Linked DNA regions of Homo sapiens: region 1 is linked to region 2. A link is an interaction called in ENCODE POLR2A ChIA-PET data of the cell type or tissue named here. Cell type or tissue: A673. All regions are shown on one strand. Each heading gives the region's core, and the rest is flanking DNA. Links, peaks and the distances in the headings are about the cores only.

Region 1 (14,434 bases), core at 9,435-14,434, 60 kb after region 2:
TCAGGAATATGTCTTTAGGTCTGCTCTTATTACATATCCATCTTCCTCGGTGTGATCTAAAGTGATTTTTCTTTTTCTTGAACTTATCCAACTTCCCCCACTCAAGGCCTTAACATTTTCTAGTCTTTCTATCTAGATTAGAATAGTATTATCATTCAGGTTTCTGCTTGACAAAATTTATTTAAGAGGATATTACTGACCACATTCTATAAAAGAACACTTATGTCCCCTTATCTTGTTTATTTTCTTCAAAACACATATTATTATCTATGATTGTTGCAGGAAGTCAGGGACCCCGAATTGAGGGATTGGCTGAAGCCATGGCAGAAGAACATAAATTGTGAAGATTTCATGGACATTTATTAGTTCCCCAAATTAATACTTTTATAATTTCTTATGCCTGTCTTTACTGCAATCTCTGAACATAAATTGTGAAGATTTCATGGACACTTATCACTTCCCCAATTAATACTCTTGTGATTTAATATGCCTGTCTTTACTTTAATCTCTTAATCCTATCATCTTTGTAAGCTGAGGATGAATGTCGCCTCAGGACCCTGTGATGATTGCGTTAACTGTACAAATTATTTAAACAATATGAAATCTGGGCACCTTGAAAAAAGAACAGGATAACAGCGATGTTCAGGGAACAAGGGAGATAACCTTAAAGTCTGGCTGCCTGTGGGCCGGGCAGAACAGAGCCATGTTTCTCTTCTTTCAAAAGCAAATAGGAGAAATATCACTGAACTCTTTTTCTCAGCAAGGAACAGCCCTGAGAAAGAGAATGCGTGCCTAGGGGTAGGCCTCTAAAATGGCCCCTCTGAGGATGTCTGTCTTTTATGGTTGTACATAAGGGATGAAATAAGCCCCAGTCTCCTGTAGTGCTCCCAGGCCTATTAGGATGAGGAAATTCCCACCTAATAAATTTTGGTCAGACTGGTTGTCTGCTCTCAAACCCTGTCTCCTGATAAGATGTTATCAATGACAATGTGTGCCCAAAACTTCATTAGCAATTTTAATTTCGCCCTGGTCCTGTGATCTCACCCTGCCTCCATTTGCCTTGTGATATTTTATTACCTTGTGAAGCATGTGATCTCTGTGACCCACACCCTATTCGTACACTCCCACCTCTTTTGGAAATTGCTAATAAAAACTTGCTGGTTTTGCAGCTCAGGGTGCATCACGGAACCTGCCGACATGTGATGTCTCCCCCGGACACCTAGCTTTAAAATTTCTCTCTTTTGTACTCTTTTCCTTTATTTCTCAGACCAGCCAACACTTAGGGAAAACAGAAAAGGACCCATGTGAAATATCGGGGGCTGAATTTCCCCCAATACATGATAGGTGTAATGATTAACCCAGAGTGTCAACTTGATTGGATTAAAGGATGCAAAGTATTGATCCTGGGTGTGTCTGTGAGGGTGTTGCCCAAGGAGATTAACGTTTGAGTCAGTGGGCTGGGAAATGCAGACACACCCTTAATCTTGTTAGGCACCATCTAATCAGCTGACAGCACTGCTAGAATAAAACCAGGCAGAAAAATGTGAAAAGAGAGACTGACCTAGCTTCCCAGCCTACATTTTTCTCCCGTGTTGGATGCTTCCTGCCCTTGAACATCAGACTCCAAGTTCTCCAGTTTTGAGACTCAGACTGGCTCTCCTTGCTCCTTAGCTGCAGACGGCCTATTGTGGGACCTTGTGATCATGTGAGTTAATACCTAATAAACTCATGTGTGTGTGTGTGTATATATATATATAGTATATATATATACACACACACACACACACACACACACAATGAGTTTATTATTTATACACATGCACGCACACATATATATTCCATTATTTCTGTTCCTCTAGAGAGCCCTGACAGAAATAATGCAATATATATGTTTGTATATATATTGATATATATAGATGTTGATATATATATATATATATATATATATATATATATATATATGCAGGTGGTCTCCAGAAGCTGCAAAAAATGAGAAAACACATTAAAGTTTAATCAGACAAGCTTAATCAGACAAGCGGAACCACTAGATTAAACACACATAGACACACATGGAGAATATCAAATGCAACTGCAGAACCTGGTTAGGCAGTCTCTTTACTGCTGTTTGCCTTCACATCTGATCTGATGCTTGAACTTGTTCACTTGGGAAGGGAAGGTGGATATAAATTGGGAGAGAGTGGGAATGAACTGGAACACACAAACTAAAGTCCACGAGGACTGACTGAAGTGTCAGTTCTTATTGCCTCTGACTTTGATAGCACTGATGTCCTGCAGAAGTCAAGGAGCTTGTTGTCATGGAGCTAAACACACAGATCTGGCCCAGTAGTTGGTAATGCTGAAAGAGAACTGGGAGAAGGTGGAGCAGTTGCAGGCCTGGTAGCCGTCCTATGCCAACACCATAAGCCAGAAGATAGGTAAGATGTGTGAGCAACAAAATGAGTGCCGCTTCAATTCCTCCCTCCAAATGCCCCATGAGAATCTCTCCTGTGGTTGATCCACTCTCACAGAAAACACACAAAGAAGGGTCTTTTGGGAAATGTAGTTCAGCCTAGCCAAGTTGGCTGATTGTCAAGTCACTCACTACAGCATATTCTCTCTCTTAAGATGTCAGATTTTTAAAAATTTGCGTAGTGAACATAGATTTATGACTAAGAATAATATATAATCAATGTGGCCTTTTCACCAATATTAAGTGGTGTGTTTTTAAACCCTGCACATATTTCTTTATTTACAAATATGACCATATAAATTAAGAGTTTGAAGCAATCTCTGTGGAGCTTGTCCTGCCTACAAGCTTAGGTTAGCTGGCATTTAAAGGGTTTCTTTCAAAATGCAGTTCTGCCTTGGCAAATATGACTTCCTCTTTGGATTAAAGATAGTGATGACATTGTACCTGATAATGCTATCTGATTGTGCTGGGGACAGTAAAAGGATTGGAACCTCTAGTAAGATTAATACATAATGTTATATGTATTTTCTCTTTTTACCAAATACAGTTGCAATTGAAAGGCTAACCATTTTATTAGTTTTTTTTTCTTACTTTCCTCCTTCACTTCAGGATAAATGTACTTTTTTTCTACCAAATTGTTATTATGTACTTTGTTAGTAATTCAGCACTAATGAAAGTGCATTAATATAGCAGGACATTTATATATAATAAGGCATTATAAGTATATTGAATTATACTTAATCATTTTTGGTAAGCATAATAATTAATATGTTTACAAAGTCAAAGCTAGATAGAGATTATGATATTGGACTCCTAGTATCTTTGTATCATTCTCACATTCAGCCAGGCTTGTAAGAGGAATCATCCTTGATTCTTTCCTTCCAATCAGCTAATTAGAACAGTCAATTAGCTAGCAATTCCTTTTAAATTCTGTTCTTTTATAATTACTGTTTTTATCCATGCATTTTTTTTTTCAATTCTTACTGCCTACACCCCAAATCAGTATTCATTATCTCAATCTTAGGTCCATATAGTGGCCTTATAACAGAACTTTTACTCTCAAATTTCTTTCCTTTCCTACAATTTATTCTGCAGAATATCGCCCACTTAGCCTTCACTGAATACTGCTTTTATCATGACATTTCTCATAAACCTTTAATATCCTACCACCATACAACAGAGGAACGACCACTCTTTAGACTGACATGCAAGATATATCTATCTCCTCTGTTCTTTCTTTATTTTTCACTTCTGTCTCTGAAACTTTGTTGAGAATAATTAGAATAATTAATAGATTCAATAAATTGAAAGGATCCAAATTTGAAACCTGAGACATCTGAAGAGTGAGAGAGGATAGAAGATAAAAAAAGATACAGTAAAAAAAGAGATACAGCAAAAATAAAGTTTTGAAAGATAATTTTAGAAAGTTAAGAGAGAAAGAGGAAGAAGATTTTGGTGTCAGCTATACTACAAGTGAGATAGTGAGAGAGAGATGAGATAAAGATATTTTTAGATGTTTACTGTAGATTATGAATAGAAACATTCCTCTGTATTTTTAAGTGACTCAAGAGATATAAATATTAATTTTAATTTTTTCTCTACCCAGTGATATTTTAAATGTGTCCAACAGTTTGTGGGGAGTGAGAACAAAAAACACCAGTTTTCACTGCCCTCGTGAAATCTTTCATCCAATAAATACAAAACTGAAAACTGGAGGAAGAGAGTCAGTTATAATGAGCACATGACACAGGGATCTGGTGTAGATTAGGAGGCCGAAGAACACTTCTCTGTGAAATAGGATTTATGCAGAAACTTGTCAGATGTCAGTTGTGGAAATAAAGGAGATAATCTATGTAAAGTATTTAGTACAGTGCATAACAAATGATATTAGAATATTATAATTATCAATCATTTGTAAACAGTCATTTACAGTTATTGTATCTTCTCTATACCTAGATTGTGAAATTGTTCGGGGTATCGCAGATATTTTCTACTTATTTTAAATCTCTGTAATGCCTAGCTCTCTATATTGCTGTGAAGTGTAGTTGAAAGAGCACAGGATTAGAGTTCTTTAGATAAGGGCTGAAATCATGACTTCGGAGCTGTGCAAATGTAGGGAAAATATTTTAGTGGGCTCCAGTTTGTTTGTTGTAAAATAAGAATTATACTACTTCAGCAGATTTCTAGGATGATTAAAAAATAATTAGCATTTTGTCTGGCATGAAATAAATGCATGGTAAAAGGTACTTTATTAATAATATTATTTTCATATTTATAAGAAATAAATATATTTATATAAGGAAGAAAATTACACAATTACATTTAAATGGACACCAGTAATTTGAAATTTATGCTAATTTGGCTGGAGGTAAGGGTGATTTGTATTATTTATAAAGAAAAATCTGGTCTGGGTATGGTGGCTCATGCCTATAATCCTCACACTGTGAGAGGTGGAGTCAGGAGGACTGCTTGAGCCCAGGAGCTCACAACTAGTCTGAGAAACATAAGAAGACCCTGTCTCTACAACAAATAAAATAAAAATTAGCCAGACATGGTGGTGGATTCCTGTGATCCTAGTTCCTTGGGAGGCTGAGGTGGGAGGATGGTTTGAGCCCCCAAGGTTGAGGCTGTAGTGAGCCATGATCATGCCACTGTACTTCATTCTGGATGACTGAGTGAGACTCTGTCTCAGAAAAAAAAAGAGAAAAAGTCTGATCAGCAAAAAAAAAGTAAGTGATATGATATATTGTTGATATCTTAAAAATTTTCTTGTTTAGAAAAGCAATTTTTATCCAGGTTACCAAAAAGTATAAAAAGAAAAAATAAAAATCACCCATAATCTCAGTCTGTCTCCAGTTATGCCCTGTTTATAGGGTAATGTGTTTCAGGATATCTGAGAAATATTTCTATATGATGAGTTATTAACTACACTATTCTATTATTTATTTATTTATTTATTATTTTTTTACTTTATTATTATTTATTATTATTATTATTATACTTTAAGTTTTAGGGTACATGTGCACAATGTGCAGGTTAGTTACATATGTATGCATGTGCCATGCTGGTGTGCTGCACCCATTAACTCGTCATTTAGCATTAGGTATATCTCCTAATGCTATCCCTCCCCCCTCCTCCCACCCCACAACAGTCTGCAGAGTGTGATGTTCCCCTTCCTGTGTCCATGTGTTCTCATTGTTCAATTCCCATCTATGAATGAGAACATGCGGCGTTTGGTTTTTTGTCCTTGTGATAGTTTACTGAGAATGATGATTTCCAATTTCATCCATGTCCCTACAAAGGACATGAACTCATCATTTTTTATGGCTGCATAGTATTCCATGGTGTATATATGCCACATTTTCTTAATCCAGTCTATCATTGTTGGACATTTGGGTTGGTTCCAAGTCTTTGCTATTGTGAATAGTGCCACAATAAACATACGTGTGCATGTGTCTTAATAGCAGCATGATTTATAGTCCTTTGGGTATATACCCAGTAATGGGATGTCTGAGTCAAATGGTATTTCTAGTTCTAGATCCCTGAGGAATCGCCACACTGACTTCCACAATGGTTGAACTAGTTTCCAGTCCCACCAACAGTGCAAAAGTGTTCCTATTTCTTCACATCCTCTCCAGCACCTGTTGTTTCCTGACTTTTTAATGATCGCCATTCTAACTGGTGTGAGATGGTATCTCATTTTGGTTTTGATTTGCATTTCTCTGATGGCCAGTGATGATGAGCATTTTTTCATGTGTCTGTTGGTTGCATAAATGTCTTCTTTTGAGAAGTGTCTGTTCATATCCTTCACCCACTTTTTGATGTGGTTGTTTGTTTTTTTCTTGTAAATTTGTTTGAGTTCATTGTAGATTCTGGATATTAGCCCTTTGTCAGATGAGTAGGTTGCAAAAATTTTCTCCGATTTTGTAGGTTGCCTGTTCACTCTGATGGTAGTTTCTTTTGCTGTGCAGAAGCTCTTGAGTTTAATGAGATCCCATTTGTCAATTTTGGCTTTTGTTGCCATTGCTTTTGGTGTTTTAGACCTGAAGTCCTTGCCCATGCCTATGTCCTGAATGGTAATGCCTAGGTTTTCTTCTAAGGTTTTTATGGTTTTAGGTCTAACATTTAAGTCTTTAATACATCTTGAATTAATTTTTGTATAAGGTGTAAGGAAGGGATCCAGTTTCAGCTTTCTACATATGGCTAGCCAGTTTTCCCAGCACCATTTATTAAATAGGGAATCCTTTCCCCATTGCTTGTTTTTCTCAGGTTTGTCAAAGATCAGATAGTTGTAGATATGTGGCGTTATTTCTGAGGGCTCTGTTCTGTTCCATTGATCTATCTCTCTGTTTTGGTACCAGTACCATGCTGTTTTGATTACTGTAGCCTTGTAGTATAGTTTGAAGTCAGGTAGTGTGATGCCTCCAGCTTTGTTCTTTTGGCTTAGGATTGACTTGGTGATGTGGGCTCTTTTTTGGTTCCATATGAACTTTAAAGTAGATTTTTCCAATTCTGTGAAGAAAGTCATTGATTGGTAGCTTGATGGGGATGGCATTGAATCTATAAATTACCTTGGGTACTATGGCCATTTTCACAATATTGATTCTTCCTACCCATGAGCATGGAATGTTCTTCCATTTGTTTGTATCCTCTTTTATTTCATTGAGCAGTGGTTTGTAGTTCTCCTTGAAGAGATCCTTCACGTCCCTTGTAAGTTGGATTCCTAAGTATTTTATTCTCTTTGAAGCAATTGTGAATGGGAGTTCACTCATGATTTGGCTCTCTGTTTGTCTGTTATTGGTGTATAAGAATGCTTGTGATTTTTGTACATTGATTTTGTATCCTGAGACTTTGCTGAAGTTGCTTATCAGCTTAAGGAGATTTTGGGCTGAGACAATGGGGTTTTCTAGATATACAATCATGTCATCTGCAAACAGGGACAATTTGACTTCCTCTTTTCCTAATTGAATACCTTTTATTTCCTTCTCCTGCCTAATTGCCCTGGCCAGAACTTCCAACACTATGTTGAATAGGAGTGGTGAGAGAGGGCATCCCTGTCTTGTGCCAGTTTTCAAAGGTAATGCTTCCAGTTTTTGCCCATTCAGTATGATATTGGCTGTGGGTTTGTCATAGATAGCTCTTATTATTTTGAGATACGTCCCATCAGTACCTAATTTATTGAGAGTTTTTAGCATGAAGGGTTGTTGAATTTTGTCAAAGGCCTTTTCTGCATCTATTGAGATAATCATGTGGTTTTTGTCTTTGGTTCTGTTTATATGCTGGATTACGTTTATTGATTTGCGTATGTTGAACCAGACTTGCATCCCAGCGATGAAGCCCACTTGATCACGGTGGATAAGCTTTTTGATGTGCTGCTGGATTCGGTTTGCCAGCATTTTATTGAGGATTTTTGCATCAATGTTCATCAAGGATATTGGTCTAAAATTCTCTTTTTTGGTTGTGTCTCTGCCTGGCTTTGGTATCAGGATGATGCTGGCCTCATAAAATGAGTTAGGGAGGATTCCCTCTTTTTCTATTGATTGGAATAGTTTCAGAAGGAATGGTATGAGGTCCTCCTTGTACCTCTGGTAGAATTCGGCTGTGAGTCCATCTGGTCCTGGACTCTTTTTGGTTAGTAAGCTATTGATTATTGCCACAATTTCAGCTCCTGTTATTGGTCTATTCAGAGATTCAACTTCTTCCTGGTTTAGTCTTGGGAGAGTGTATGTGTCAAGGAATTTATCCATTTCTTCCAGATTTTCTAGTTTATTTGCGTAGAGGTGTTTGTAGTATTCTCTGATGGTAGTTTGTATTTCTGTGGGATCGGTGGTGATATCCCCTTTATCATTTTTTATTGCATCTATTTGATTCTTCTCTCTTTTTTTCTTTATTAGTCTTGCTAGCGGTCTATCAATTTTGTTGATCCTTTTAAAAAATTAATTGAAGATGTAATTTAAAAACCTGTTCTTAAAAACTCTGTAATATTTCATTTCTTTTCAGTTTAAAAACAATTTTCTGCGTTCTTTGACAAATACATGACACATTTTCTATTATTTTGGATTTGTTTTTAATTTTAATTAGTAAAATCATTATTCTTCTTTTGTAAAACTTTGCACTTAGATGTGTATACCCTATTCATTTCAATCTGCCTTTATGTTGTATGGACTTATGTTTTTTAAAAAGTGCATGCTCTGTAGAAAGCAGGGTTAAATACCATGGGCTACAGAAGCATGCTGCTGGCTCTCAGGGAAAGGTATTACTTCGGATGACGATTTTTATCTATAATCACATTTCTTTTTTGCTATCATGAGGAGCCTGATCTGCATTATAATATTTGTTGCTTCATAGTCACTATACAGGAAAAAAATCTTTGTTTATAGTTTGAGGAGAATTTTGAAATTACTGCATAAAGATACTTGAAATTTTGCCTCATTGAAAAGCACTAGATGTTTTGAGAAAAATCAATAAACCATATTCCCACCATAACCCAAAGGGAGCAAAGTTATTGAGGTTTGAAATAGCTTACCCCCAAATCATAATTCCTCTAGCATCAGGATTTGTGAGTACCCTTTGCAGCTAAGAGCTTATCATACTGTACTTGGTGAATTATTTTCACTAAGTTTATAAAATACACTTAGTCTTTGCACATTATAAGGGATGTTCAAATCCTTTCATTAAAAACACAATGTTTTGCATGCTATTAATTTTTAAGATGCATTAGCAAATGGATCCTGAATATTAAATGAACACATTTATTTTACCCTTAAAAAAACAAAACATTAATTTGTAGTTAGAATAGAAGCTTTGTTTTCTTAGCATAAAACAAAAGACAGGCAAAATACACATGAAACCTTTCACTTAACTATGAGATAATTCACCTGAAAATTTCAATATCATTCCAAAAGTTTAGCAGGGCTGTGATGATCTTCTCTGACATCTGTTGTTCACTGTTCACAGCCTCAAATAAGCAATTCCCAACTCTGTTAGCTGCAGAGGTTGTGATGTGACTGGTTGCCAATGGGTGGCGGAGTGACTTCTTATTTGTGGATCATGTGTGTGAATAAAATCTGTCCATTCTGGAAATATCTCCCAACTAAAATTTGCAGCCAGTCAGATGCACATTATCATTAGGTTTGTGAGGCTTAAAAGATGATGTTTAAAAAGATGATGTTCATAAAAGCAGATTTTTTAAATAGAAAGTTCTATTTACAAATATGGAATTCTTTGAGAAATAGGATTTGTAATAGACATTTCCTAATTCATAATAAATGCATATTTCTCATAATTAAAGAGTCTGTAGAGGAAAAATGAAGTTCGTTTGTGGTGTATTAACTACTTAATATTAAAATATAAGAACAATGGCTCTCTCCCTACCACTATTTTCAAACATTGTCTATTCAAAATTCCAGGCTGGAAAAGAGAAACAAAAATATGTTCAGCAACTCTAATAACCAGATAAGTGCTATACACCTGTAAAGGCAAAGTGCTTTGAGTTCAAGGAGTGGAGATAGAAGCTTTATTATTGGGTGGTAATGACAAAGAAGGGATGAAGGGATGGCATTTGAGTCCATGTTGTTTGAACGTTACCTGTTTGTTCCATTTCTCCTTCACTTTGCTCTTATTGTACTGGAAGAAGTTTATTTTGGCAATTAAAAATAGATCAAAATGAATTTACTAACCATTTACGATACTACGTATTTTACTTATTTACCTTGTTTATTTTCTGATGTCTGCCACTACCACTAGAATGTAAACTTTGTGAAGGCAGGGGCTGTTGTCAGTTTTTATTGCTGCTACATCCCCAGTCCTTAGCAGAGAGATGGGGAGAGTGTAGGTGTTTAATGAATATTTGTTGAGTAAATGTTTAGATAAATTAAAAATAAATTGCAAAACATTTGCAAAGCCCACCAAAGAGGAAGAAATAAACCACCCGTAGTCTTGTCAAAGCATTGGCACCTGAAGGATTATTTTCTGTGTATTATTTTTATTATTACAATTGTATAATATAAAACAAATGGCACCTTTAGATTAGATCAGCTTTCCCAATTCATATTGTTTACTGCAGACATTTTGGAGGGTATAAAAAAATAGGAATCAGAATAAAAGTTAGCTGGAATACTATTACACAGAGTAACTGTATTAACATCTTTTTTCCCCATCTTTTAATTTTTCCTGTGTAAGTCATGACAGTTCTGCTTGTTAAATAGTTTCAGATCCATTCACATTTCCTGTATTCCTGTATTCATTGTCAGTCTCCAGCCTCTTGCTTGGATTATTTCAATTGCTTTTAAAATTACTTTATCCACATGCAGTTTTGCCTGCTCTCCATCCTTAGGTTTTGTTTTTACTACCATATGTTCTCTTCTCACGAAAGATAGAATGATTTCTTCAAAAAACATTTACTTATTTTAGTCCCCTACCTGATACTCTTCAATGGATTCCAATTGACCTTAGGATAAAATCCCTAAAACTCTTGCATGATACAGTTGGTGACTCTGTCTCCAACTTCATGACTTGATCATCTCTGATTCTTTATGATCTTTACATAATGAACTTGAAGGGGCCAGTTTCTTTCCTCTAGACCTTTGATGAAATGTTGCCATGGATGAATTGCCCTTATTACCTGCATTTGATTAAATCCTTCTCCTTATTCGAATTTCAGTTTAAGTGCTTTACAGTGGGCTTATCCTAACCACCAAACACACAGCCTGTTGTATGGTGAGTGTTGTTAATATTTGTTGCACTGAATTTGTGTTTTCACCGCATTCTACATTGTAGACTGATTTTTAAGGATATTTATCACAAGAATAGTTACAGATCCAAGAAGAAAAATAAGATAATGAGTGATTTATACTATTTATAACTGGATCATTTAATTATCATTTGCAATTTAAAAATAACATGACTCAGGTTGTTTAATATAAGTTTTACAGATGGAGAAAATCATCACTCAAGTTCTTTGGCAATAAAATGATCATTATGTTGTTTTATGAAGGTTTGTGTGGAAGGAAATCTACTTCTTGTGTAATAAATCACCTTAGAACATTTCATCAATGCAGCCTAGATATAGTTCTAATAGTTTAAATGTCACAGCAATTGTTGGAATGCAATTGCACCAGCCATTGCTTGAGAAAGCAATATTCACTACGTGGTTAGGGTAGAGAGTAAGGGGAGATGATTGAGATTTTAATATTAATCAAAAGGGATGTAAAGTAAAAAGAATTGAAAAATATGTCCAAGCCTGTAATGAGGTATTTTTAAAATTTGCATACAGCCATAGCTGAGTCTTATACCTATGTGTGATATATACTGAAGGGGGAATAAATACTGAGAAATCCTGCTTTGAGTTCTCAGCCTTCTTGCAGTATCCATATTCATGTGACAATGTTCCTGTCAACTGAATGTGAACGGAATAAATGAGAACGATTTCTCCTATCCCTGCCATCCACTCTGCTTTATTGTGGATCATGTGGACAAGGACAGTACCTCAGTGATGGCAAAAAAAAAAAAAAAAAAAAAATAAGGGAACAAACCTAGGTCCTGATACTTTTGCAGAGAAGAGCAGCTTTGTTAAGTCAGACTTTTTATGTGTGAGATAAACAAATTATGTTGTTGAAGACACCCTAATTTCGAGTCTCAATTCCATCAACAGGACTGAATGCTAATTAAACGTGTGGTCATCAAAAATTGCAATGTATCTTAAATGAATGTGGATGTGATACTGGGAGGGAAGTAGCAGAAGATGCTGACAGCTGAAGTGAATTGGAATCAGGTTCTTGAGCAGGGAACACCTGTACCAGGTTTCCAGTCTCACAAACTAATAAAAAAATATAAATTTGTTTATTAGTCTCTCTGTGGCACTTTTTTTTATTTTTGCCTTTTAGAAGCGCTTAGCAAATATGAACCTCCTTTTTATCTATTAATAGATGGCTACTCCTTCCTTCCTTCCTTCCTTCCTTCCTTCCTTCCTTCCTTCCTTCCTTCCTTCCTTCCTTCCTTCCTATCTATCCTTCCTTTGAATGTATTTTAAGTATTGGCAATAGATATTATTGGAAGGATAGAAATAGTCAAGAACTAAAAGAGAAAGAAAGACTTTTCAGCTAAAATGAGACTATAGAGTAGTGCAAAGGGAGTTAGAATTTAACAAGTGCTGGCAGGAATTATGAATAGCCTTGCTCTGCTGCACTGATCAGGTTCATATTATTGAAAGGCCTATGGATCCTCTGAGATAAGAGATTCAGGAAGATACTTCCCGTTCACAATTAATTTGGGTAAGAGTGTTTTCATTATCCATTGCTCCACAACAAATTACAATAATACTTACTGGCTTAAAACAACTATAACCATTATTAATTTCTGTGAGTCGGGGATCTGGAGGGGATTCTGTTTGTCAGTTTTTGCTTAGGATCTCTCATGAAGTTGCAGTTGGATATCTACTGGTGCTGCAGCCATCTGAAGGCTTGACTGGGACTGGAGAATTCACTTTCAAGGAGGAACATTTACATGGCTGGCAAGTTGTGCTTTTTGTGGTTCAGGGCCCTCACTTCCTGTTCATGTGGGCTTCTCCATGTTTTAAGTGTTCTTAGGGGAATGTAGCCGGCCTTTACAAGAGCAAGCAATCCAAAAGAGCAAAGTGGAAGCTGCAATGACATCTATGATTTTGCCTCAGAAATTACACATCCCATCTTGTGCTATACTCTATTGGTCACACCTGTTACTCCTGATTTAGTGTGGGAGTAAAGTATAGAAGGAGGTGACTTGGATGCTAGCATTTACAAAAACAGTAACCTAAGAATATCAAGAATCAGGGAAAAAAATGAAATAAAGTGGCTGAAATTGAATCCTAGATCTAAGTCTATGTCTTAGGAGGCTTTGTCCTTTTCATTCCACCTATTATTTTTTATACTTACCTCTGATGTGTGTTGAGTGGTTGAGGAAAGGAGTTCTTTTACCTAATAAAGCATCAAGTTGTACCTTGAAAGATATCAATAGTAGTAAGATGCTATTATTCTGAAGAATCTGTAAGCAGGACTCTAAGGGGTAAAAATTGCACTCCCAGATGGAGCCAAGAATAAAGGTGTTCTGAATGCTGGAACACTACCCAGAGGTGTTGTAGGGCAATCTGATGGGAAAAATAAAGAACTAGGCTGCATTATCCTCTGGATTCGAGTGGGATTCTTATCCACTACTAACAGGACTTGTTTTTTTGATAACGGATTCTGACTCTATTGTCCTTCATCCACCTACTTTTTTGAACAAATTTGTCTACACTTATTTTGTAGCTATCTTTTGTTTCTCTGATCCTATTGTGAAAAATTTCCCATGTTAGTAACACTTATGTGCAATGAGATTTATCAAAGATGCAAAAGCCATAGTGGATTATAAAAGCAGGGCTAAATTTTCTCAGCCATTTTACCTGATTTCAAACAGAGAAGCTCTGCTTGTATTCATTTTATATATTGCAGGTATGCGTAGGAGGTTTTTGACAAAATGGTTTTACTGCTAAAAGGATTAGGAAAATGCTGATCTACAGTATCATTTAAAATAGCTGCATCCTGTGTGTGGATGTCACATAAATTATTAAAACGACTCTCTATTGTAAATATTCAGGTGCTTTCTTACTTTTCTCTATTATAAACATTGCTGTGATAAACAATATTATAACCAACTTTTTTTTTTTTTTTTTTTTTTTTGAGAGGAGTTTCGCTCTTGTTGCTCAGGCTGGAGTGTGACGGTACAATCTTGGTTCACTGCAACCTCCGCCTCCTGGGTTCAAGCTGTTCTCCTGCCTCAGCCTCCCGAGTAGCTGGGATTACAGACATGTGCCACCACGCCTGGCTAATTTTGTATATTTAGTAGAGATGGGGTTTCTCCATGTTGGTCAGGCTGGTCTCAAACTCCTGACCTCAGGTGATCTGCCTGCCTCGGCCTCCCAAAGTGCTGGGATTAAAAGCATGAGCCATT
Region 2 (15,546 bases), core at 10,547-15,546:
TTTACCTGTTGGCTAGGGTTAAACTGCACGGGCTAAACTAATTCCGATTGGCTAATTTAAAGAGAGTGATGGGGTGAGTGGTTTGGCGGGAAAAACGGTTGTGACAGAGCAGGTAATGGAATGAGTCAGGGTGGAGCAGGTAATCAGAATGAGTCAGGGTGGAGTAGGTAATCGGAATGGGGGTGGAGCAAGTAATTAGAATGAGTCAGGGTGGAGCAGGTGATTGAAATGAGTCAGGGGGGAGCAGGTAATCGAAAAAGGTTGCTTTATGAGGAAGTTAAATTTAAAAGTAGAAGGCAAAGAAGTGAACATACTGACATATTGATTCTTTGAAAAGAAATTTAGAACTCATAGCTAACACTATTGAGGGGCACCTAGATTGATTCCATGATTTTGCTATTGTGAACAGTGCTGCAATAAATATACTAATACAGCTGTTTTTTTGGTAGAATGATTTCTTTCTTTTGGATAGATACTCAGTAGTGAGATTGCTGGGTCAAAATGGTAGTTCTGTTTTTCATTCTTTGAGAAATGCACATATTGCTTTTCACAGGGACTGAATTAATTTACATTAACTCAAAATGGATTAAAGGCTTAAATATAAAACTTCAAACTATAAAAATCCTAGAAGAAAACCTAGGAAAAACTCTTCTGGACATATAGGTCTAGGCAAAAAGTTCATGACTAAGACCTCAAAAGCAAATGCAAAAGAAACAAAAATTGACAATCAGGACTTAATTAAGCTAAAGAGCTTCTGCACAAGGAAAGAAACTATCAACAGAGTAAGCAGACAACCTACAGAATGGCATTATAGAAAACTTTGTTTACTATGCATCTGACAAGGGACTAACATCCAGAATCTATAAGGAATTTAAACAAATCAAAAAGAAAAAAAAATAACTGCATTAAAAAGTGGGCAAAGGACATGAGCAGACACTTCTCAAAAGAAGATGTGCAAGAGGCCAACAAATATATGAAAAATGTGCAACATCATTAATCATCAGAGAAATGCAAACTAAAACCACAATGAGATAACAATCTTGCACCAGTCAGAATGGCTATTATTGAAAGTAAAAAAATAACAGATGTTGGTAAGGATGTGGAGAAAAGGGAACATTTATACGCTGTTGGTGGGAATGTAAATTAGTTCAGCTACTGTAGAGAGCAGTTTGGAGGTTTCTCAAAGAACGCTTATCTACTGCATTTTAGAATCACCTGGGAGAATTTTTGAAAATACTGCTGCTCCAGGGGCTAGGATCTGAGCTTTAAATGTTTTTAAAAAGACTTCTTCCAGTGTTAAGAATCAATGCCAAAATAGATTTTGTTTCAACTCGTAAGCATTTCCTGTAATTAAAAAATGTAAAAGACAGATGATCAGAAACAAGAGGAGCATCTTAAAATTATAAATTTACAAATGCACAAGTATTTTGGTTTATCTTTTAGTTGTTAGTTTCTAGTTTTATTGCATTATGATGAAAATTATAGTTTTCTATGATTTGTATTTTTGGAAATTAGGTGTTTTGTGAGCAATCTTTGAAAGTTTTATTCCTACATAAATAATGTGCATTTTCTGCTTGATGAGAAAATATTTTCTTTATTTGATATTATGCTTATAAGTTAACTTTTTAAAATCTCCTTTCTCCTAATTTTTGTGTATTTGATGTAACCATACTTGGAGACATATGCAAAATCTACCTCTCTATATAAATTTTGACTTGTAAATTTTTCCTTATACTTCTAGAATTTTGTGTTATATTTTGATGTTAATTTTTTGGTATATAAAATATGTAACTCCTTGTAATTTTTTGGTGAATTGTTTCTCTTATCATTTCAAATAATTTCCAGACATTGAATTCTATTTTGTTACAGCTACATTTCTGGGGAGAAAGTAAAGATTTGTCTGAAGATTCATCTATCCATCTGGATTGCACATATTATCTATATAATCTTATATATAATCTTATGTATAATCTTATATATTATAATCTTATATATAATCTTATGTATAATCTTATATATTAAATCTTATGTACAATCTTATATATAATCTTATATATAGAGACAGATCTATCCTCACTATAGAGATATAGATATCTATATATCATCTATATTTATATCTATATCTTCTATATCATCTGTATGTATCTATATCACTTCATATGTATAACTCTCTCTATATATTTTTTATCTTATTTTTAATCTATCTGTGTCATTTAGTTTTAACTATCTCATTATCAATCTATGGCTGGATTAGTAGTTTGGAATCCAATGTGACAGTCTCTATTTTTGTGGCAGAATATAACCCATTCACATTTTTTATGTTTATTGATCACTGAATTTATTTCTGCCATCTTTTTTGGTGTCATCCTTTAGTTAAGCTTAATTTTCTCCTCCTTCTCTGCCTTTTATTATTATTTTCTTTCTACAGATTTATCTTAAATTTTAGGCAAAGCTATTTGTATTTTCACATTCCATGTGTTTAAAAAGCAAACATTTGGATCTATATTACTATTTTTATATGGTACATGTCTATATTCTTGAATCATGTCTTTTTCTTGTATTTAGTTTTTATTTTTGTGAAGTGCAATATTGAATACATTCTCAAGAAGTTATTTGAGAACAGTTTATATATCATAAATTTTCAAAGAATGTCTTTAATTTTTCCTGACAGTTGAGTTTAATGACATACTTCTGTTTTTTTTTAGTATCCGTTAATAAATATGGTACATATTATAGAAAAAATATGTTTTGTTTTTCTCAATTGTATTAACATGTTATCTGTATCTTTGGAATTCAGAAATTTCACCAAGATATGTCTAGGTAAGCTTCTTTATCTTAATTCCATACAGGATTCTTTCAATTTAAAGTTTAACGTCTTTTAGCTCAAGGAAATTTTCTTCAGGAGTCTATGTCTTCCCCTGTCTTCTCTCTGTCTTCTTCTGAAGCCCCTATTAGTCTTCTTGCAGACTTCTCAGATAGAATTCTCTACCTTTAATATTTTCTCACAAATTTTTCAACTTTTTATCTTTTGTGTATTGTGTTTGATGATTATCCCTGAGTTTGTTTTTCCAGCTCAAATAATTAATCTTCTACTTGGATTTGTTTTACTACTCTATCTATTGGTCTCTTGACTTTGGAAATAATATAAAAAATTTCCAAATATTCTCATTGCTTCTTTTTCATAGCAGCCTCTTCTCACTTTTCTCCTTCTCCTTATTTTCATCTTTCTCCTTCTTCTCTTCCTCCATTTACATCTTCTTTTGATTCTTTGTAATACTCTAAACCTCTGGCTGTATTAATTATACTTAAGTCCATTTAAGTAATTATACTTATTGAAGATTTTCTTTTTCAAAAATAATAAAGTTTCATCAGAAGTTACCTTTTCTCTTGGTAAGGTTTGGTATCACCTGTCTTTTTTCATCAAATATTTGGTGCTTCTTGTTTGTTTGTTTGTTTGTTTATATAGATGAGAATTATGCTCAGCACTAATAGTAGCTTGTGTATCTTTCTTAAGCCTGAGTGAGTATCTTACTGTTTTGGGAATAAAAGAAGATTTGAATGAGTAAGAAGGATGGGGAAATTCTTGTGGCATAGTCCATTTTCCTTCAGAGGTCACAAACCACTGACTAATGTGAAAATTGGAACATTTTATATGAAATTAGAGATTTTATTTTTTCTTGAAAAATATAAAAATTTAGCAAATAAGAGTCTGTGTCTTTGCATGGCAACAACTGGCTAGAACTAAGTCAAGTCTGCCCTTTCCATGTGCTCCTGTTTGTCATAGTCTCCATCACTCCCATCATTTAAACCCTACTCATTTCAGTGATGTTCATCTGTCAAGCCCTTTTGACATATGAGCTTTCAATCACTGCATTATGGCATAAAGGTAACATGTCTTCTAGAGATGAGGGTCGGTGTCAGTTACCAGGGCATTCGCTCTCCTGATACGATTTGGATGTTTTGTCCTCTCCAAGTCTCATGTTGAAATGTGACCTCCACTATTGGAGGTGGGCCTAGCAGGGGCTGTTTGGTTCATGGAGGTGGATCTCTCAAGAATGGCTTGATGCCCTCCCCATGGTAATGAGTGAGTTCTCCCCACCCAAATCTCATCTTGAATTTTAATCCACATAATCCCCATGTGTCAATGGAGGCACCCAAAGTGATTAGATCATAGGGGCAGCTTCCCTCATGCTGTTCTGGTGATAATGAGTGAGTTCTCACAAGATCTGATGGTTTTTTAAGTGTCTGGCATTTCCCTTGCTCACACTCACTTCTCCTTCCTGCCGCCTTGTGAGGAAGGTGCCTTGCTTCCCCTTTGCCTTTGCCATGATTGTAAGTTTCCCGAGGTCTACCCAGCCATGCTGAACTGTGAGTCAATTAAAACTTTTTCCTTTATATATTACCCAATCTCAGGCAGTTCTTTATAGCAGTATGAAAATGAACTAATACAGTTCTCAATCTGTTAGTTTATATGAGAGTTGGCTGTTTAAAGTCACCTGACACCTCCTCTTCTCCTCTTGCTCCCTTTTGCCATGTGATACACCACTTGCCCTTTGCCTTCTACCATGATTATAAGCTCCCTGAGACTTTACCAGAAGCCAAGCAGATGCTGATCCCATGCTTGTACAGCCTGCAGAACTGTGAGCCAAATAAACTTCTTTTCTTCATAAACTATGCAGCCTCAGGTGTATAAAGAAATTTAAAGCAATGTACAACAGAGTAACACATCCCCTCTCTAGCTCTATGTCCATTCAGAAGTCTCCTAAGTCAGACTTGCACTGTTATATAGGTGGTTTTATTTTATGGTCAACTGGAGTTAGTTTTTCGGAGAGCAGTGAATTAGTTTTTCCACAGGCTATTTCGTTAATTAAATGATATATCTGTTTCTTTTCTAGCCCACTACTTCTTCGATCTAGGGGCAAGTCTAGTGTGTTTGTGTGGGGGATTTATTCTTGTGGGAAATATTCCTTTTCCCAAAAAATTATTATAATAAAATACTAATACATAAAAATAATGGTCACCTATTACTATGTCAGAATTTACTATTTTTGAGGCACTAGGATTAGTATTTACTATTACAAATCATCCTAAGAGCTCCTTAGTTAAATCAAGTATTATCGTAACTTTTTAGGTTTGAGAAATAGAAAGCAAAAAGAGTGTGAGAAATTTGCTGAAGGTAACATAGTTAATGAGTAGAAAGGGTGGATTTTGAAGCCAGGTAATCTGCTACCACCATTTGGGCCCTTAACCGCTATACCAGATGCCTTTCTACTTAAGATGATCGCTTCCTTTGGGGTTTTCCGTATTTGCAATATAGCTTTCAGAAATTCTGCACTCTTTTCATCTTTGGATGTTATTTTCACTAGTTTTTCTAAAGTGCAGTTTGACTTTTTTTTGGTGGTGGGGGTATGTTGTCCCATTGGGAGAGGGCTTAATCCATCATACAAATTGTCTTGCTTCCTAACTAAACAGTGATCCTTGATGGTGAGGAGATTTATCTTATGTATCTTTAGATCCTTTACTGCAGCACATTGCCTGGCTGACAATGACATTCAACACATGTCTAGTTTGAAAATAACTGTTTTTGTTTCTTTTATCCTTTGAAATGTTATATATTGGGTAGATATTTATATATAATGTATTAAAGAAAATCTATTTAGACCATTTAAATCAAACCATATTTCTTGACATTTTTCATAATTGTTTCCCCTTGGTATATGGATTTTTTGAGCTTTAGTGCTCTCATTTAGGCTGTTTATTCAGTCATACATCCATTTGGGTATCCAATCATTTATTTTTTCTTTCATTTAACAAAAGTGCATTGATCAGTTGCTATACACAAAGCAATACTATTATTGGCCCTGATAAAAAGGAACTTACAAGCTAGTAATGGAAAGAAAATCTCTACACATATAATTATGTTACACATTAACATGTACAAAAAGACAACAGATAACAAGCTCTGGAAGTCCTTGAGAGAGAAGTCATGAAAAGGTACTGAAAAGCTAATATTAATTGGATGAATTTTGAAGGAGAGAAAAAATTGGAACATGTGGTGATAGCAACCTTATTGATTTCCTATAAAGTAATGCAATTTAAAGTGTATATATATATGTGTGTGTGTGTGTGTGTATATAAATGTGTTTGTGTGTGTCTGTGTGATATCCTAATAGCAGTACAAATCCTCTGTTTTTAACAATGATCATCAATTCAAAGAAATATCTTTGAGATATATGCAGTCCAAATTAACTTTGCATTCAACTTTACATTCTTAAAGAACTCAAGTGGATGTTAGATTTTCTGTTTTCTTTTCTTTCTTTTTTTTTTTGATAATGGAAAGGAACTCCTTCCCAGTGTGATAGTTTGATATTTTGACAGAAACCCAATCATTCTCCACTCAATATACTATAAAGGGCAGAAAGCCTGAAAAGTCAAAATCTACTTTAAGTTTTGGAACTTTTCAAAATTTATTTCAGCTATTTTTGATAAAATATAAGAGTGTGATTGAAAATGTTATGGGTAAAATTGAATACATAGCCTAAGTAATGAAATTCTTGAATTTTCCAAGTATCAGTGAGAGACCTATTGGGCTAAAACACTTGCACTGAAAGGACGTCATCTTTGAAAGGTGTTCAACACAATTTATCTTGAATTATGAGTAATATGCTTTGATTTACCTCTTCAGAGATCTGTTTGCAGTGTGAGACTGAACACAGCTTTGATTCTTTGGAGGAGCTATCCACGAGGGCAAAATTAATGAACGTCACATTCTCAACAGTCAGTCCTGGGATAGAGACATACAAGAAACCAGGAGAAGAACTTTGTGCTGGTGTAGAACAGAACTATAACATGCTTCTGGGTGTGGCAGCTTATTTCTCTCATCTGATTTGGAAAGGAAACACTGAGGAAGATAGAAGCTGGGTAGCTAAAGACTTAGTTGAGGAGGAATTAGAACTAGTGCTGAATGGTCCTCTTGGTTCAACTGGCATTTATTTATTTATTTATTTATTGAAAATTTATTTTAATCAATTATGAAGGAGAACTGTAAATGGAGGGAACTTTAAAAAGATAAAAAGCTATGAGTATCCTTAAAAGGATGGCTAAATGACTCTTCTCAGGCATTAGCTGATTCACTACTGCAATTATATTTCAATTTAATACACTGAATACCTCAGTGTGCTTCCTTGACACACACACACATATATATACACATACAAATATAAAATAGATTAAAAGTAAAATTTAAAATTTCTAATCTATTGCTTTCTCCTGCAACAAAATATTTATACTGCTCTCTTAATTTGAATCTAAAATTATTGTTTTCTTCATGCTGTTAAATGAGACTTTTCCTTGACATATTTTTCATTTCGCTTCCAATACTGGATGTTATTTAGTAAAATATATGTATGTAAACAAAGGCCTTAAATAAGTTGTGAAGTGTACAATTAGAAGCAGTGTTCATGCTGGGCGCGGTGGCTCACGCCTGTAATCCTAGCACCTTGGGAGGCAAGGCGGGCGGATCACAAGGTCTGGAGTTTGAGACCAGCCTGGCCAATATGGTGAAACCCCGTCTCTACTAAAAATACAAAAATTAGCTGGGCGTGGTGGCGGGTGCCTGTAGTCCCAGCTACTTGTGAGGCTGTGGCAGGAGAACCACTTGAACCTGGGAGGCAGAGGTTGCAGTGAGCCGAGACTGGGCCACTGCACTCCAGCCTGGGTGATAGAGCGAAACTCCGTCAAAAAAAAAAAAAAAAAAAAAAAAAGGCACTGTTCATATAATTAGGATAAAGTTTTTCCTCTTGATATTGGTTTAGCTGGTTTTCAAGTACATTCATTCAAAAGAGGCATTAATCAGGATTGTAGTTCATCTCTCTTTTTATAGCAAGCCCTGTGGCTGTGTCATCCCCGTGGTCCATTAATCTCTTACTGCATTACCCTGAAATGGTGTTGGTTATAAGTAATCATAAACTGTCAGCTTTGAAAAGCTAACATTTGTTAGCTTCATAGACATGAAAAAACTAGTGATAAGTGATGTTGTTAAAAAGTCAAATTAAATGTTAATTGATGCGAGGGCACAAAACAGCAAGGCACTTAAGAGTTTAAATGCAGGCACTACATTTATCAGAATTGACAAATTATCCTGAAGAGTTTCCATGGATATCTGCCTTTATATTTTTCTCCATCACCATTTTCCATGTAAGCATATCACAATTCAAAAGTAGTTAGGATACCACTCTTGCTGAGTGTTTACATAGTCTCATATGAAGCCATAGGCACGATTCTGATGCCATTGTATATATTTACAATGTTTTATTTTTAAACAGTGTGGTGCTCTAAGCAAAGAATAAAAGAACAGACTATCCTAGAAATTTGCATGAGGAGAAAAGAACATGCACACTCTTGGGGAATTAAAGAGAAGATTCTTTCTTAATCATCTCATACATTTAAATTACCCAGATTTGCATAAATGCTGAAGTGTGAATTGTTGCCTTAAAAAAAAAAATTCAATTCCTTTCAGACCATTGCTAATTATTCTTGGCTAATGTGGTAAAGTTAGAGGCACAGAAAGTCACTGATAATCCTGGGCTGTCTTCCCTAGAATGCTGACAGAAGGCGTGGTTAGTTTAAATTCTCTGGTTGATAAACAAGGCAGAAGTAGGCTAAAATGTGACTAAAATAGTTTTGCTTTTTTGGATCTTCGGCTGCTACTAGACTACAAAAAATGGAAACGCATTCTGGCTGACTCTAGAGGCATCACTGCTTTTATAGAAATGTTTAGTTAATCACAGATGTGTTTTTGCTAGATTTTCCTATCATTAGAACTAGTCCAGAGCCGGTTACCTGGCATGAATTTTGGATTCTGCTTGGTACGTTTTAATGTGCCAATTTTTCACAAAATATCTACTTACGAAATAATGGTATATATATATATATATATATATATATATATATATATATATATATATATAAAATAAAGGACCTAGGCTTTTTTTGAATTCTATTTAGGTGACTATTGATTTGTTATTTATTTGTATAAATAATTTTCTGTGGCCACATAAAGATTCCAATGAACATTCCCTTTTAGGGCAAGATAAATTGAGTATTCTGACCTAAGACTGACACCTGTTTACAGAATATATGAGTTAAGAATTTTTCTTAATGGCTTGGTGGATTTCCACAGCTTAGTACTCACCTGTCATTTGAATAGTCTTGTTTTCCTGGTAGGATTTTCTTTCTTCTTCATTAGAAATTTACTTGCATTCATGTTGTCCTCCATAGTAGAAAGACTTCATTCAGTGAGGCACATTTTTTTTTTTTTTTTTTTTTTTTTTTTTTTTTTTTGCTGGAAAGAAGTTTGAGAGGCCTCAAGGCAGTAGAGACAATCAGTTTGTGTTTGAATGTAAGCATTGAGAAATTAAATTGAATTCAATGGCTATTACTGAGTGGCCACCTTGTGCTTTACTGGACAGACTACAAGAAGAAATCTAAAATACAATTCCTGCCCTCTAGGCTCAAACAGTCTATTTTAAAAGGAGTGGCAAATGAAGTAGTGGGAGCCACTCTCTATAGTGGTTCAGAGTACCCAGCACAAGGGGTGTGACTGAGGGGAGTGCAGGGAGAAAACCTTGCTTTTGCTGTTTCCCTAGCTAGGTGTCTATGAGCCTGAGTCTGCCCTAAAGGGCAGTTATATGATATGTTACACGTTTCTTGCCAGCTATGCAAGAAACATTTCCTGTAACTTAACAGAAGAAATATTTAGTTTTAGTTTAAAAAACCATCCAATTTATAGTTCTTGTCAGCAGGTGGCTTTCCTCTATGCAGTGATTCTGGCTGGGACTGAGGCTCCTTATAGCTTATGATTTTACCATTTTCACCAAATAATTTCCAAAATATTAATGAGTTGTCTACTTCAAGCCACAGGCAAAAGAGAGTATGGAAACTCATATATAGGAAATATATAATGGCCCAGACACACATCAGTTCTGCTTATGTTCCATTGACTAGAAGTCTATCACGTGGCCACACCTAACCTCAGGCAAGCCTGGGAAATGTAGTCTAGCTGTGAGCCCAGGAAGAAGAGGAAATGGGTCTGATAAATAGCTAGCTAGTTATGTATCTGCCACACTTTGCCCTTCTAGTTTTCTATCATCCATGTCTATGTTTATGTCTATATCTCTCTATATATGTGTACACATATACCTATTGATAATTGTTTCACAATCGTATCTTTCAAGAATAAGTATGTTGTAGAGCTAGTACTTAGGTTGATTTTGCTTTGGTCTCAATATCTTTTAATACAGGGACAGGGAATTATGCCTGGTCTTAGTATTGTATAACACAATGTGATATAATAAGTATATATTTGTACTCTGCCCCTGGTTTTGGAGACAGAGCTTCTAAAACCTTTGTAGATGGAGATGCTAGGAGAATCTTTTATTCTAATATTTGATCCTTGACCCTGGATCTTGACACGGAGTTCCCAAGACCTTTGTAAATTTTTGAATGATAGAAGCCTCTGGCACAGAACTCCTAAATCCCTTGGAATTTCCTGGGCTATAGGTACATCTTATATTCTAATGAGATGACTTTTGGTGGGATTGTGGATAGCTTCAGGATGGGGCTAGTTGCCGGGGAAACCAATCATGTGATTAGAGGATTGGAACTTTCAGCCCTAACCCCTTGACTTCCAGAGAGGGGAGAGAGGCTGAAGGTTGAGCTGATCACCAAATAGCCAATGATGTAATCAATCATAACTATGTAATGAAACCTCCATAAAAACCCAAAAGGAGAGCTTTCAGATTCCTGAACACATGGAGGTGTCTGGAGAGTGGCATGCCTGGGGAAATCATGAAAGCTCCAAGTCCCCACCCATAGACCTCACTCTGTATATCTCTTCATCTGGCTGTTTGTTTATATTCTTTGCAATATCCTTCATAATAAATGGGTAAATGTAAGTAAAGTGTTTCCCTGAGTTCTGTGAGCCATCCTGGGAAATTAATTGACATAAGGAGCTGGTCATAAGAACCATGATTTATAGCTGGCCAGTCAGAAGTACAGGCGACAATCTGGGACTCGGCCTCTGAAGTAGGAACAGTCTTGCAGGACTGAGCTCTCAACCTGTAGGATCTGATGTTCTCTCCAGGTAGATGGTGTCACAATTCAACTGAATTATAGGACATGCAGTTGGTGTCTGCTGGAAAATTGCTTGGCTGGTGTATGGGGAAAACCCTATACACATTTTGAAGACCAGAGATGAAGTATTATGTGTTGAGTATAGTATTGAGTGTGACAGTAGAAAAAAACAGTTTTTTTCTCCCTCACATCCAGGGACAAGAAATTGTGTCCTTATACTTCCCAAAGAGACAAGCTAAGGTAGCATCTAGCTTCAAGTTAACAATGTCTTTGTATGTAGCATCCAGTTTTTAGATTTGAATGTGGCTCTATGTTGTCTGGTGGTCTGTGAACTAAAAGGAAAAACTAAGACAAACTATTTGCCCTTCCCACCTCACACCCATGGCTTTCACACATGCTCTACAAATAATGGTAAAACAGAGACAAGGTAGCCACGCTAAAAACTTCTGTCACTGAAGTGGAATATTGGAAAATTACTAATACCAGTTACCTCTGGTTCACAACATTAATGACTTCTTGTGGCAGGCATAGTGTAGACTCTCTATCTAGCTTATAGTGGAAGCTTATTTATTGATTCAGTTCTCTGGAAGAAACTCCCTTGTCCAATGTTCTCAATGGCATCTTAATTCCACTGGATGAGAGATTCCTCCTTGTCCGTTATCCTCTCTGGCCACAGTAGAATTAGGAGTTGGAGAGTATGTCTTCCTTAGGAGCTGCATAACTTTCATAGTTACTATGTGATGGTGCAATTTTGCTGTGCCCAAGAATATGCTAATGCCTGAACAAATTAAAGAATTTTTAAAAAACATCTTACAGATTCTTTGGCAATGCATTTATCTTAGAAACTTGGTAAGCTTCTGGTATATTTGTTTCCAGTCTGTTCCGATGCCAAGAGCCACTCCCAAAGTTCTTTACTAGACATACTTCTCTGGCTTCCTTTCCCTCCCTCCCTCCCTCCCTCCCTCCTTCCCTCCTTCCCTCCTTCCTTCCTCCTTCCCTCCTTCCTTCCTTCCTTCCTTCCTTCCTTCCTTCCTTCCTTCCTTCCCTCTTTCCCTCCCTTCCTCCCTCCCTCCCTTCCATCCATCCATCCTTCCTTCCTTCCTTCCTTCCTTCCTTCCTTCCTTCCTTCCTTCTTTCCCTTTGCTCTTGAAAACAGAGACCATGAGACCAGCCTAGCCAAAATAGTAAAATCCTGTCTTTACTAAAAATACAAAAAATTAGCTGGGCATGGTGGCTCACACCTGGAATCCCAGCTACTCAGCAGGTTGAGGCAGGAGAATCACTTGAACCCAGGAGGTGGAGGTTGCAGTGAGCTGAGATCACACTACTGCACTCCAACCTGGGTGACAGAGCAAATTTCTCTCACAAAATAAAAAAAAAAAAGAAAGAAAAGAAAATGGAAACCAATATACTTTTTTGTGCCTTGTACTATATTTTAATGAGATCAAGCCTACTTTCCTGTTCCCGTGTTAAACAATATTGAGATCAGGCAAAAATAACTTAGCTGCTTGCTTGAGGACATTCTTGTTCCTAAGAGATAATACTGTGAAACAACAAATACAGCCACATTTCACAGCTTGCTCATTAAGGCCTTTACCTCGCTGTGCCCAGCGATCCAAAGCTTTGAAAATCTATGGATGCATTTTATTTATCTAGCACTCACTATGCTTCTTAAATATGTCTTAGTCAGTATTTATTCTCTGGATTGATTGGAGGTTTTCCAGCCAGAGAGCTAAGGTGTTAGGGTTCTGAACAAATTTCTTGATCTTTATTCACTATCTCTTTCATGATGAGGCACCCATTTTGCTGAGACTCTTATTTAAGAAATCTTCAAGGTCTTGTTACTTATTAAGAAACTGCATGGTCTCTAACACCCTCAGTCTTTGAGGAACAGAAAGAACAAATGAGATTCTAAAATGAAACAACTTCAAAGCTCTGAGAGTCCTTTGAACTTTTATGCTCTAAGGTATTTTCATTGGCCCTAATGATAATAAGATTCACTTCTTTTCACATTCATCAATTTTTTGTCATAGGTTAGAAACAGTCTGATTCACGAATTGAGGAATATTCCCTTTAATTCTAAACCCTGTCTTGTTGCAAGCAGGATAATACTAATACTAATACTGCAAAGGGCTGATGCAGTATATTCAGTCTTGTCCTCACCAGGTACAGGAAGCCTTTTCTCAACATTCTCCTAAACCACCTTTGTATAACCTAAAATGTGAAGACTTCGTTTTCTGGAATGGATGTTAAGGATGGAAAGATCCTTAATCTCTATGAAATGGAGCAGCTGACAATCTGTATTTTATAGAGATGGTCAGCTACTCTTAATCATTAGCCGTGTAGTAAAACTGTGAGGGGTTTTATATGGGGCTAATCCTTGATTTATGTCTACCAATTTAAGAGACATAAACCATCCTCAGCTCGTTAAAGTCTTCTGACCATAGGCCTCAAGCTGATAATTCTTAGGTGTGTATCCTTCAGAAGCAGAAAATTGAGAAGAGACAGTTTTTAGGTATTTGGAAGTAGTCGACAACTGCACAAAGTAGATAGCTTCTGCCCAGACCCACAGAATAAAATGTAGTTAAACAGAGTCACATATTGCCGTGTTTTAATGAGCATGTGCTTGTTGATTTTTTCTATCTGTTTTATATATTCTGCATTAAGGTTCTGGATTTGCTAACAATGCATTTGTTATCCTTGAACTATGCTATCCATAAAGCCCCTATTTTTAATATTTTTCTTTGCATTACTAGCAACTTCTTGGGATACATCTAGTGTCTGGCTATAATTTTCTTGTGATTTGGTTAAAGAAAAATGAAACTAACTTGGTTCTATTAGTACCAATTCCTTCCAATGAATTAGCCAGTATCTTGGTTGTTTGGATTCAACTACTAAGGAAATTCTTAGATTGCAAACATACCACAGACCAGACAGCCAAAAATCTAAACCACTTACGTATAACATCTAGTATGGGAGGTTTCTGTTTTTGTTAAAACATCCAAGGACTTTTCACAGCAGTTGGCTTTTGTAACAAAAATTTCACAGAAATAGAGCTTGGAATATGACTAAGAAAAATATGGTGTACCAGTGAAAACCATCTGCTGTGGACTGAACTGTGTCCCTTACCCAAGTTTGTATGTTGAAGTCTTAACCCCCAAGTAATGGTGTTTGGAGATGGGGCCTTTGGGAAATAATTAGGTTTAGATAAGATCTTGAGGGTAAGGCCATCATGATGGGATTAATGCCCTTATAGGAAGAGACCTGAAAGTTTATGTATGCATCTCTCTCTCCCTCTCTTTCCTTCTCTTTCTCTCTGCCATGTGAGGACACAGAAGGAAGCTCTCTGTAAGAAAAGAAGAGCGCTCTCACGAGAACCTGACCATGCTGGCACTCTGATCTTGAACTTCTGTCTTCCAGAATTGTGAGAAAATAAGATTCTACTATTTAAGCTACCCAGTCCATGGTATTTTGTATGGCATCCAAACTTACTAAGACACCATCTCATTTTAACAGACTTCCAAGAAGGCTAACTTCTTAAACTGAAATTAATACTATTTTACTATAGATATAACTGATGATCTCCTTAATTTAAATCTTACCATCTGACTGTAATCCACTCTTACTTAGTGGCACTAAAAGTGTACAAAATAACTAGACAACCTCGAAGGGTATTTTGTCTTAAAAGAGAACATTGGGATACTCATAGCAAATGGTTTTGGATTTTTGCATGAAAAATTTTCTAGTTATTACTAACAAACTGGATAGGGTCTTGTTATTTCAGTAACTTAGGTTTATATTCACGATTATACTTGATATCACTTAGGTTCCATTTTGATATATTTTTCCCCTTTCAAAAAACAAAAACAAAACAAAATAAATCTTTAGGTAATTTAATTCAAAAAGAAGAAAAACCATGTCTCAACTTGAGTCCCCAAAACTTAGCTTCTAAAAGGGAATTTAGGATCTTTTTCTTCTGTTGGTGATGATTCAAAGCAGGCAGTCATAGACATAATATTGTTCTGTTTAACACTACAGAATTTTCTGGAACCTTTAATATTTCTAAAAACATCAGATAAACAAGTAAATGACGTACTACCGTCTCTTCACATTGGTAATTGTGTCTGTTCTCTTGCTTTAATTTGGGTACTCTTTAGTCTGGGTTTAGAATTGGATTTCAAAGTCTGATCCTAATACTTTTCTTAGCGTTAGCCTGTGCTGCTGTGCTCAAATGTGTTTTCTTCAGACTCTTAAATGCTATTATGTAGCCACTTTTGATCAAATGCTCCAATAAATAACAAGGAATTATTATTATTATTATTTTACTTACCCAACATTTCATTTTCTCACAGTTCTGGAGGCCAGAGGCCAGAAGTCCAAAATTAAAGGGTGGACAGGGTTAATTTATCCTGA

The links. ChIA-PET counts read pairs that join two places held together with the same protein. Peaks named below come from ENCODE experiments on the same cell type or tissue, not always from the same donor. Only the 100,000 strongest peaks of a DNase experiment are listed, where the experiment ranks them.
Region 1: POLR2A ChIA-PET joins it to region 2 with 7 read pairs; 2 of 35 experiments call an interaction of 5 or more read pairs at or near these places.

The regions. Positions count from the first base shown.
Region 1 is chr3:161,743,064-161,757,497 of GRCh38, forward strand. No RefSeq gene overlaps it. Among named protein-coding and RNA genes, the nearest start is that of OTOL1, 250 kb to the left of the region's middle. In A673, for the core only: no CTCF peak of the experiment used is centred there; no DNase peak of the experiment used is centred there; H3K27ac peaks cover 897 bases.
Region 2 is chr3:161,681,868-161,697,413 of GRCh38, forward strand. No RefSeq gene overlaps it. Among named protein-coding and RNA genes, the nearest start is that of OTOL1, 190 kb to the left of the region's middle. RefSeq lists an enhancer at 1-761. In A673, for the core only: no CTCF peak of the experiment used is centred there; no DNase peak of the experiment used is centred there.